2 separate regions of the Homo sapiens genome follow, and region 1 is linked to region 2. The links are chromatin loops, found by intact Hi-C in ENCODE. Cell type or tissue: endothelial cell of umbilical vein. All regions are shown on one strand. Each heading gives the region's core, and the rest is flanking DNA. Links, peaks and the distances in the headings are about the cores only. Region 1 has its middle 22 kb from the start of ADAMTS18. Region 2 overlaps ADAMTS18 (ADAM metallopeptidase with thrombospondin type 1 motif 18).

Region 1 (5,387 bases), core at 156-5,155, 160 kb after region 2:
AGAAAGAAGAGAAGGAGGGAAAAGGATGAAAAAATAAGAGTGAAAGAGACTGTATTGGATTCAAGGTCTGGCTCTGCCATCTCAACAAGTTTCTTATTCCTCCAAGCCTCAGTTCCCTGTCTGTAAAATGGAAAGAAGGTGGTTCATATCTCATGTATGTACTATGCGGATTAAATAATGTAATATTTGACACTTAGCAAATGCTCAGTGAACTTAGCAATTATTACTCTGTGGATGGCACAAGGCTGGCTCTTAATGTTATTTATGGGAGTCATGAATGAATAAATCATTGGTTGAATAAATGGTAACTATCTCCTTTCTCATATAATTATTTTTTCTGAAATCCCATTTGTATTAAGAGTAATGGAGTCAGGGCGGAGTAGACGGCGTACGTGTGAGTTATGCATTTCATGGAGTAACCTGGAGCATGAATTTTAAGCCTCTATCTCATCAAAGAAATGGGAAATATTAAGGCATGATTTTTTTTTAAGACAGATTAGACAATCTGTGTTGTGTTCCTTTTCTCTAGGGAAGTAAAAGCAACCCTGTATTACCCTGTGTTACACATCTCAGGATGGATTTTGCAATTTCTCCACTGAACTTTTTCACCCTGCCTACACTTACAATTTTTAAAAGTCCATATTAGTTTGAGAGACCTCATCTCTTAGAGCTATCATCTCCCTATGCACTTTTACGACACAGTTAAAAAGGCAAAAAATATCAAAAGTTATAAGAGACACCAACATGACTGGACAAATGAGGTGTTTCTAGGAGGTTGGAAGTAACCTTGAACTCATACATTCTGGTTTATGTGAACCCAGCAAAAGTAAGAGGGACCTCTCATTGCAAACACTTGGGTCCATCAGCCTAACCAGCCTTCTCTTTATACTAACATTTTAATTAGCATCAGACATCTGCATGGATTAAAAAAGAAATAGTAATGAGAGTGACCTGAGAGCTATTGTCATTGTATTTTATTGAGTGCCTATCCATTTAATGGCTGAAATGTAACAATTTTAAAAACCAGGGTTGTTACTAGAAAACAAACATAAAGAACAATTGATGACACTATTGCATCTTTGGATAGAAATAAATATTTTCTTAGGATTGATTCAAGGAATTTCACTTTCTCTTTGCTTGACCCTCTGAGAACATGGGAGTGGCATGTCATAAATGTCATCTCTTAAACAATGACTTGAAGATTAATGCCAACGTGTTCCCAGTCAACAGGCATGAGTTGGCTCTACTTTGGAGGAAGTCACGGAACCAAGGATATTGCCTGGAATCTCATAAATTAAAAAGGATAATACTAATGAATAATGCAATCTGACAGTATTTATAATGGCTCCAAAATCTCAGTATAGAGATATCATGCACCATCATTCTGAAATATGCTTCTCTTCACATGTTAACCACTGTGAAAAAGAATGTATTGTGTGACTAGTAGCATCTTAGAAACATGATGATAATGAGAAGAACATACAATAACTAGAATTTATCGGGTGCTTACATTGTGTGCTGGGAACCATGCTAAGCCTTTTTTATGCAGTAGCCATTTAATCCTTACAGTAATTCTACAGGGAAGGTACTGTTGCTCTCCTCATTTTGTGGAGAAAGAAACTGAGGTACAAAAAGATCAGATAATCCAAGGCCGCTAACCCAAGGCCAGTAGATTAGGGAATGATGAAACTGAGATTAACAAAAAGGCTTATATGACTCCAGACTAAGCTCTCTTAACATGAACTGGGGGGCAATTTTATAAGTCTCTCCCTCTAGCCAACAAATAACTCTTCCTCCTTGTTAAAAAAAAATAGTAACAGAAGATCATATAATTAGATATATACACATTTTGTGAATTTGAAAGAAAATAGGAATAGCATTGAATCTATACATTGCTTTGGGCAGTATGGCCATTTTCATGATATTGATTCTTCCTATCCATGAGCATGGATTCTTTTTCTGTCTGTTTGTGTCCTCTCTGATTTCCTTGAGCAGTGGTTTCCAGTTCTCTTTGAAGAGGTCCTTCACCTCCCTTGTTAGCTGTATTCCTAGGTATTTGGTTCTCTTTGTTGCAATTGTGAATGGGAGTTCATTCATGATTTGGCTCTCTGCTTGTCTGTTGTTGCTGTATAGTAATGCTTGTGATTTCTGCACATTGATTTTGAATCCTGAGACTTTGCTGAAGTTGCTTATCAGCTTAAGAAGCTTTCAATTTTAGGTATCATTACTATTGTTGTTGTTAAGAAATAAGAAAAACAATGGGAATTTTCAGAAAAGAAAAAAACTAGAATAGCAGAGATTTTGGAAACCGAGTCCAATGGCTTGTGTGCTGACCTCAGTTTTGTTTGTTTTGCCAAATACCACCTGAACTATTTACTTCTATTTATGTAACTTACATTACTTATATTTATGATTCACTTTACAAACTTTAAAATGATTTTATCTAATGTGACTATAAGAACAGTCTAAAGTGTCAAACTATTACAGTTTTTAAAAATTCTGTGTGCCCCCAAGAACGTTCTGGAGCACCAGAAATGGATTGTATTCCCCACATTGGAGACTCTGGTGAGAATGACCATGGGGAATGCAGGAGAAAAGACAAAAGAAAGCAAACAATGGCTAGGAGACGTGGTGGCTCCAGACCTCTCATCTCCAACTTCTTTTTTCAACTTCCCAAGGAATCCCCATAGGGCATGACTCGGTTGCCTGGGAAACTCCAGTCTGTATAACCTGACCACATGTCATCCTGTGACAGATGGGAGAGCCTGTTAGCCACACTGAGGACTTGTCATAGACATGTCACCCTAGGTCTGCACATTTCATGTACAGTGAGCTCTGAATTTAAAATCAAATGGTTACTCATCAGGAAGGAAAGGCGTCACAAAATAAAACATGAAATGTTCTAAATTCAACAGTGGATTTAAGAGCATATAACAACACTGTGGTCTCGTGTACACAGGCAAAAAATGCAGCAGCACCCAAATGTTTAGTTTCGAAAAAATGGAAACATCTAGTCAGTTCTACTCCCGTGTCTTCTCTGTGGTCCAATTAATCAAATCAGAATGAACTCGAAACTGGTAGCCACTTGCCAAGCCTGCAAAAAATGTCTTATTCTGATTATTAAATAAACAACTCCTAAAAAAGGAAGTATTTTGAAGAAAGACAAACATTTTCTTCCCTCTGAATTGCAGTGTATTGAACTCCTCCCACGAGTTGGTGGTAGGAAAAGACTAAACTAGCTAGAAGCTGAGAATGTATCAAATCATTCTTCATTCCAAACATAAGATACCAAAATGTCTAAATTGGCTCTTAAAAATTTAGCAGTGTTATTGCTTTGTCTTCCATTTTAAAGAAAATAATTATGACACATTTTTGGATAGTAAAAGGTTTGATTATATATTTTTTCACAGAGTTTTATAAGATTAGTTTTCTCTTAAATGTGGAAGCTTCAGTGGCCAATATTAATGAATTCAATTTTGATTTCATATATTCTTTTTTAATGATTTTTTAATGTCATCATTCAGAAGGCTAGTTTTCACAACCCCAAGGCAGCCTGGTGTTGAGGTAAGAATCCACTGATTTAGACAGCAAGGTCAGAGTTTCAACCCTGACTGCTACATACAGCCTATAACGGCAGTATGCCACTCACTCTACCTTTATGATCTTTATATTCATCATAAGGAAAGTGGTAACCCTTCACATGATTGTTGGGGCTATAAGTGAAACAGTGAAGTGGGTACTCTTTGTGGTTGGACAGAAGAAAAAAATACATCTGCAAGGATACATATCAAATTCTCAACCACACTGTCCTTTAGGGTATTGAGGATTTGTGAAGGTGCATCTTGAGGAGGGGACTGAGTATATGGGGTGATGAAGGACTCCTATTTTATATTTTACACACTTCCAAACTATTTGAATGATATGTGAAAAGGAACATGCCTCATGTGTAAATATCAAAGATTAACAAGACATATAAGAATAAAAATGGCAAGAAGACAAAAAGAAGGGGTTCATGGTTCTTGATTTGTTTGCTGAACTAAGTGAAACTAAGTGGATTTCCATGCTTGTGTTCCTTCTCTCCTCAGAACCATGGGGGCTCTTCCAGCGCTGTCTCGATTCTAAGGTCAGTTGTGCAGGAGAGTCACAGGAAAGGCAGCACCCCAGAAATCCTGGTCCACTCAAGGTCCAAACTGCCTCATTAAATAGCCTGAAATCCTTGAAGCATTAAAAAAAGAGAGTGAGAGAGAGAGAAGACAAAGAAAATGAAAACGTAAACCCCCAGCAAACTTCTGTAGTCACTCTGTTTATCATAACTATAGTCCTAACACTATTACTATCAATAATTAACAGTTACTGTAATTTTGCTATGGTCTTGGGATTATGCTTAGTATTTTTAAATCAATGTTTCATTTAATGTTTGCACAATATTTGAAGACATTATTATCATCCCCATTGTGGACACGTGAAAACTCATGCTAGAGGGTTCAGGTAACTGAGCTGTAGTCACAGGTTACCAAGTTATGAAGCTGCAAACCAAATTCCAGCAACCTGGAATGCTACATGGGATTGAACAGCAGAAGCTTAACAGTACTAAAGAAGAGAAGTTGGCAAACTCGTTCTTTCTGAATACAGTTGAGTTTCTTGTGGCCTTGGATTACAGACTCAACATCATTAGTGTTATAAGGGATGGTGCAGGTCTTTGAGTTCGATCTCTCTGTCAGTAAGAGAGAGTAAAGAATCTTTTCCACATATCTATGACAGATGATCTTCTATCTCTGTTTAAACAGCTCTAATAAAAGAAAATTCAAGATATATGTGAACAAATCTTTGCACTGCTGAATAATTCCACTCATTATAACCTCTTCCTTAAATGAAGCATAAATTGGTTGCCCTAAGAAATTGCACCAAAGACCTTGGTTCTCGTATCTGGAGAGCCACATAGGTACGTGTTACCTCTTCTGTAGAATAATGTGATAATGTTTGAAAGATATGAATGCAATGCTAAATTTGGGTGGTTTCTCTAAAAGAGAAAGTAGAGTCTGGGCTTAAGCAACCACGGTTCTAGACTCAAACCTCACTTTGGCTCTTTGCTAGCCATTAATCTTTGAGCAAGTTCCTTAAATTCTGAGTCTCTATCTATTTGAATCTACAAATTGAGGAATACAGTATCCTTGCCATAGGACTTATGAGAACAAATATGAAGTTCCCAGTGCAGGATAGTGCCAGGCACAGAATAAGTATCTAGGACGTGTTGGTTTTCTCTTCTTTCACTCTTTTGTTTATCTTTCTGATTTCTCTCTAGTGTTTTTATGAACCTCTTGAAACATGAGACTCTCACATAGACACAGTCCTCCAGATGACTCTAATGCAAAGGAAGGCAAAGAAAG
Region 2 (5,387 bases), core at 260-5,259:
TTTGGCAGAAGATAAATCACATGAAAGAGACTCCCTTTAACTGGGAAGATTACTTAAAATTAGTCTTCAAACAATAGTGTGGCTAAAGTCAATCCAAGAACAAACTCACTGAGCCCCTCCAAGGCTGCCATCATCAGCGGTGGAGTTACCACTTGGCCTATACCCCATTCTTTTTATTTTGTGTCTTGCTACTGTGTAATTTTGCATTTGGGGTTTCATGGCCCGCATAATATTATGATTTTTAAATTCTTGGACCATTTACAAAAAAGTTAGGCACACAACCGCACGCAAATTGAACTAATTTAGGATTCTGTGTTATTTAAATATCTGTCTGATTCCATTCAGAGAAGAGGAATCCCTATGCAAAGGTTAAAAGAAAAAAGCACCTCACGCCTGTAATGCCAGAACTTTGGGATGCTGAAAACAGGCAGATCACTTGAGGCCAGCCTGGCCAACATGGCAAAACCCCGTCTCTACTAAAAATACAACAATTAGCTAGGTGTGGTGACGTGCACCTGTAATCCCAGCTACTAAGGTGGCTGAGGCACAATAATTGCTTGAATCCAGTAGGCAGAGGTGGCAGTGAGCTATCATGAGGCCACTGTACTCCAGCCTGGGCAACAGAGTGAGACTCCTTGTTCCTCCTCCCCTCCAAAAAAAAAGAGGTCTTCATATCCCAAGCAAGCTTGCTTTTAAATAGCCAGTAAATTTATTCCTGGCTATCAAGCCAAAGTCAAGTGAGTACCAAAAGTAAATTTGTATTTTTCAACTCAAATGTAAACTTCAACCATCTTTTTTAAAAAAATTTCTTTTAGAGACAAGATCTCACTCTTTCACCCAGGCTAATATGTAAGTGGCACAATCATGACTCACTGGAGCCTGGAACTCCTGGGTTCTACTGATCTTCCCTCTTCAGCCTCCCAAGTAGCTAGGACCACACACGTGCCACCATGCCTAGCTCATCATCTTCTATTACTTTTTAAAGTATTGCGTCTACCTTTGAATCACTTTCCATTAGCAGTATTCACAGTGAGCTTTCATCATCTCATAACAACAATGAAGGCATACAAGTACAAAACTAAACAAAAAGACACTTCCAAATGACTTACTAAGCCGGGCAGGAGAAAGCGTTGCAGATTTTGGGCTCAGTTACTGGCTTGGTTTTTGCACTGCAGAATGAGGAATTGACTTGAGTATTTTGATCTCGCAAGCAAATGGCCTTTACATTTATGTAACCTGGTAAGACATCAGAAGTGACAAAGTGAAAATTACAGATTATTATTTCAATTTGGTTCTAAGTTTAGCTTCTGATTTACCAGCATTGTGATATTTTATTTCAGATATGGAATCCAAATATTTTGTGGAACGCTTCCTTTTGATGAAATTTGCAACTAATTTGAATTCCATTCCCCTCCCTAAAATAATATATTTTATATTTTAATAATTGTAACATGTAGATTATTGGTTTTCAAGACTGATGTGGATACTAGAACCATAAATTGATAAATACAACCTTTTGAAAACAGAATGACTATAAAGGGTAACATCCCAGGCAAACTTTATTATCAGATTAATGTTCTTCAAAGAAAAACCATTCGTGAGTTATATATGGAAACCCTAAGATTTTGCCTTAACATGAAATATCTCATACTTCTTAAGAGCATGGGGCACATAAAAGCAAAGAGTAGAACTCACTAAATATGTATTAAAACCTATCAGCCAGGGCTCTGCTTTTGCTTTTTTTTTTTTTTTTTTTTTTTTTTGAGATGGAGTCTCATTCTGTCGCCCAGGCTGGAGTGCAGTGGCGTGATCTTGGCTCACTGCAACCTCTGCCTCCCGGGTTCAAGCGATTCTCCTGCCTCAGCCTCCCAGATACCTGGGATTACAGGTGTGTGACACCATACCCAGCTAATTTTTGTATTTTTAGTAGAGACGGCCATGTTAGTCAGGCTGGTCTTGAACTCCTGACCTCAGTGATTCACCGGCCTCAGCCCCCAAAGTGCTGGTATTATAGTCATGAGCCACTGCACCCGGCCTCTGCTTTTGCTTCCTTAGTGGCATCCCACTGCCTTGCTTTCAACATTAATTTCAGGACTTCTTATCAGGGGCATATATTTTTTTAAAAATGTGTGAATAATTGTATTTTTTAGTTCCCCAAATAGAGATGCTGCCTCCCCTTTGAATTGTGTTTTTTATTTACATTGGAACTTTGTCTTCAAATATAATCTGAGAAAGAATAAGTCACTCCTGCTATAATGATTAGCAGTTAGTCCAGCTCCTGGGGCTGAAGCAGGTTTGCTTTCAGGAGGCACTTACGAAAACCACATCAAGGCCGGGCACGATGGCTCACACTGATAATCCCAGCACTTTGGGAGGTCAAGGAAGGCGGACTGCTTGAGGCCAGGAGTTTGACACCAGCCTGGGCAACATGGCAAAACCCCATCTCTATAAAAAAGAAAAAAACGGGCCAGGCATAGTGGCAGGCACCTGCAGTCCAAGCTACTTAGGACGGTGAGGTAGGAGGATGGCTTGAGCCCCAGAGGTCGAGGCAGCAGTGAGCCGTAATTGTGCTACTGCATTCCAGCCTGGGTGACAGAGTGAGATCCTATCTCAAGAAAAAATAACAAAAACAAAAAATCAACATTCCTTGAAGTTAACCGTTGACTTTAATAGGACTTATTCATCTGAATTCTTTTTCTCTTGGACACAGGACACACCAGGGTCTGTGAGTCATGCGAAGGGGTTGCTAAGGCAGGGCAAGGCGAGAATTTCACAACTGGCTTCCTCTGCATCCTCCTCTTGGCTGGATTTAGATTCTGTAAGTGGAAAGCAAATCAAACTTCTCTCCTTCCCAAGGCACTGTGCTCTCCCTGGAATACCAGAAAGCTATTGGAAATGTTCTCAAGAAACACTGGATATGAGAAAGACCTCATAATCTGTGACTAAATGAAACAGTGTGAAGAGATGTCTATAACATGATTTCAGTACAGAGGGATACAAAATGATACTCACGGTATGTGAGTCTGTCAAACACATGTTTGCTTACATGTGCCTAGGGAAACAAATGATATAGATCAAAATATTAACATTGGCTATTGCCTGTTTACAAATTATGGGGATTACCTTTCTTCTTAATAGCCCATTGCTTTTAAAATGGGTATTACTAGAAAATGTATTACCTTTTAATTATTTTATATATGTATCCTAAAAAAGTATTTTTTCATACTTTGTTAATTAGCATGGACCTACAGATAGGCCTTTCAGACATAAGAATTTCTTCATTTTCTGTATCTTTGCTCTGTCTCTGATTCTAAGCCTTATTATGCTTAGTGGGATGGAACCAGTAGGAAGTCTCACTGTCACCAGGTGCTCTGAATAATAGGAAATGAGAGACCAACATTCATGCTGTGGTTTCAGGAACTTATTTTGGGCACTTGTTCTTCCTCCCAAATGAGCAAGTGTGACAATGGTTTAACCCCCAAATATGTGACATTGTTCACATCTAAATAAAACGCCTTCCTTCTACTCACCCAGTAGATGGTTGCTGTTGTTCCTTCCTTGCAAGGGTTGTCTCAGATTTAATCCATTCCTCTAGTGAGAGAACCTTTGCTGACCTTACCCCTGAGGGGATATCCATGTTTCAGATAGACATCTTAAGTTTGCCATGTATGCGTCCTCACTTGCCTTGACCCTAGCTTTTATAACTTCCAAATGGAAGGTTAATAATGACAGAAAAGCCAAGACTGGCGGAAACTAAAAGCTGAAAATTAAACATATATATATAATATAAATATGCTTCTATTTGTAAATAATTCAATATATTTTATATGTTTTTCCCATAAGTTTTAGATGTGTAACTTTTGAGCCTTGGTTGTGGTTGATTTGAGCTTTGTGAGAGTTGATTCCTTACCACATAGGAAAACCCTTAACTAATGCCATAATATTTGCTTTTATGGTGATGGTTCTCATAAAAGACAGTTCTTGGGTGGCTTATTTAAACCATATTATGTTAAAGACGCCTGGAGTGAAAGAACCTGTTTTAAGAGAGACAGACTTTGGAGACAGAATGAGAAAATCATCTACCTCCACCACAGGAGACGGAGCACTCTGACTGCACGATACTCCAGGTATAGGCAGGTCTTTTTGTGGCTGGTGGAGTTCCATTCATGACCTTGGGAAGTGCATACTTCCAAGCTATCCCTGGATTTTTGCCTTGCATCAGAATCTGGACAGTGTAAGATAAAAATCAGAGATCAAGATACAGGTCAGACCCTGGAATTCCAGAAATCTTACTGAACATTTTAAAGATATTTACATGACATTTTGACCTTAACATTGGTATACTTCATTGTTCCCAAGTATGTTTTATGTTGACTTAAAGCTTTCCCAGGACACTTTAAAATGTGTCCCTTCATGTTATCAAAACTGTGATTTAGGTAGATGCTAAAGAGCAAAACACGATTGACATTTGCCATAAGCCCATAACGTATACACAAACACATACATACACACACACACTCACACACATATATGTATCATAAAGAAGAAAGAAAGGTTATACTGTTGGGTCTAAACCCTAACTTAAAAACCTAGCATGGTGAACACACATAGTCGTACCCTACAGAAAATAGTTAAAACTGAATCTACATATATATATTTTTATGATCTATCCTAGGTCACAATTTACAAGCTCTCTCCTGGGTGCTAGTGGAAGTTGAAACAAGGGAAACACTCCAAAACCCACAGAATACCCCCACTTAGAGTTGCTATCATCAACTTCAGAATCCAAATGTGTTTCCAATATACTTTCCATAGAAAATTTTCCCAAAGAGAATTTGTTAACTGTGTGCTAGGATGAGCAGATAAGAAGAAAAGAAACATGTTCAGAATCAGCAATTGGAATACATGCATTAGAATAGACTTAACCTCCAAAAAGGCAACAACTTAGGATAAATCTGATCCCATAAAGTCTGACTACTAAAATAAGAGCAATCACATATTGGGCACTTCCCAAGTGCCAAGCACTCTGCAGCCATTCTTAATGCATCATAAAACATTCTTCTAACAACTCTATAATGTAGCTGCCTATATTTTCATTGAAAAAAAAAAAAACTGGAGAGAAAGAACTTGTGCAAGATCACACAAGTGACTAGGGACTGAGCTTAAGTAAAGCCACCAACCAAAATGTGCCTACACAATGCAATGTATCACCTTGTTTTTGATGTAGGAAAAGCATCTGTCTGCCTTCTTAATGCCCTCTTAACTACTCCTCTTTCTTCTTTTTTCTTTTCCAAGCTGAAAGCATGAATATAAATAGCTGGTTCTTTCCCACTCCATGAATCTTGTGGAAAATTCTTTACCACTAGAACTGGGCATTCATGCCCAAG

What was found. Peaks named below come from ENCODE experiments on the same cell type or tissue, not always from the same donor. Only the 100,000 strongest peaks of a DNase experiment are listed, where the experiment ranks them.
Region 1: a loop joins it to region 2, with 10 times the contacts of the local background. A loop is called at or near these places in 1 of 110 quality-filtered maps.

The regions. Positions count from the first base shown.
Region 1 is chr16:77,454,425-77,459,811 of GRCh38, forward strand. No RefSeq gene overlaps it. Among named protein-coding and RNA genes, the nearest start is that of ADAMTS18, 22 kb to the left of the region's middle. In endothelial cell of umbilical vein, for the core only: no CTCF peak of the experiment used is centred there; a DNase peak (open chromatin) is centred at 2,807; H3K27ac peaks cover 2,020 bases.
Region 2 is chr16:77,296,180-77,301,566 of GRCh38, forward strand. It overlaps ADAMTS18 (ADAM metallopeptidase with thrombospondin type 1 motif 18), which reads right to left. Exons shown (of 23, transcript NM_199355.4): 17 at 4,084-4,225; 18 at 1,110-1,236. LOC124903727 (a long non-coding RNA gene) reads left to right here. Exons shown (of 2, transcript XR_007065122.1): 2 at 2,711-5,387. Among named protein-coding and RNA genes, the nearest start is that of SYCE1L, 99 kb to the left of the region's middle. In endothelial cell of umbilical vein, for the core only: no CTCF peak of the experiment used is centred there; DNase peaks (open chromatin) are centred at 2,032 and 2,742; H3K27ac peaks cover 4,424 bases.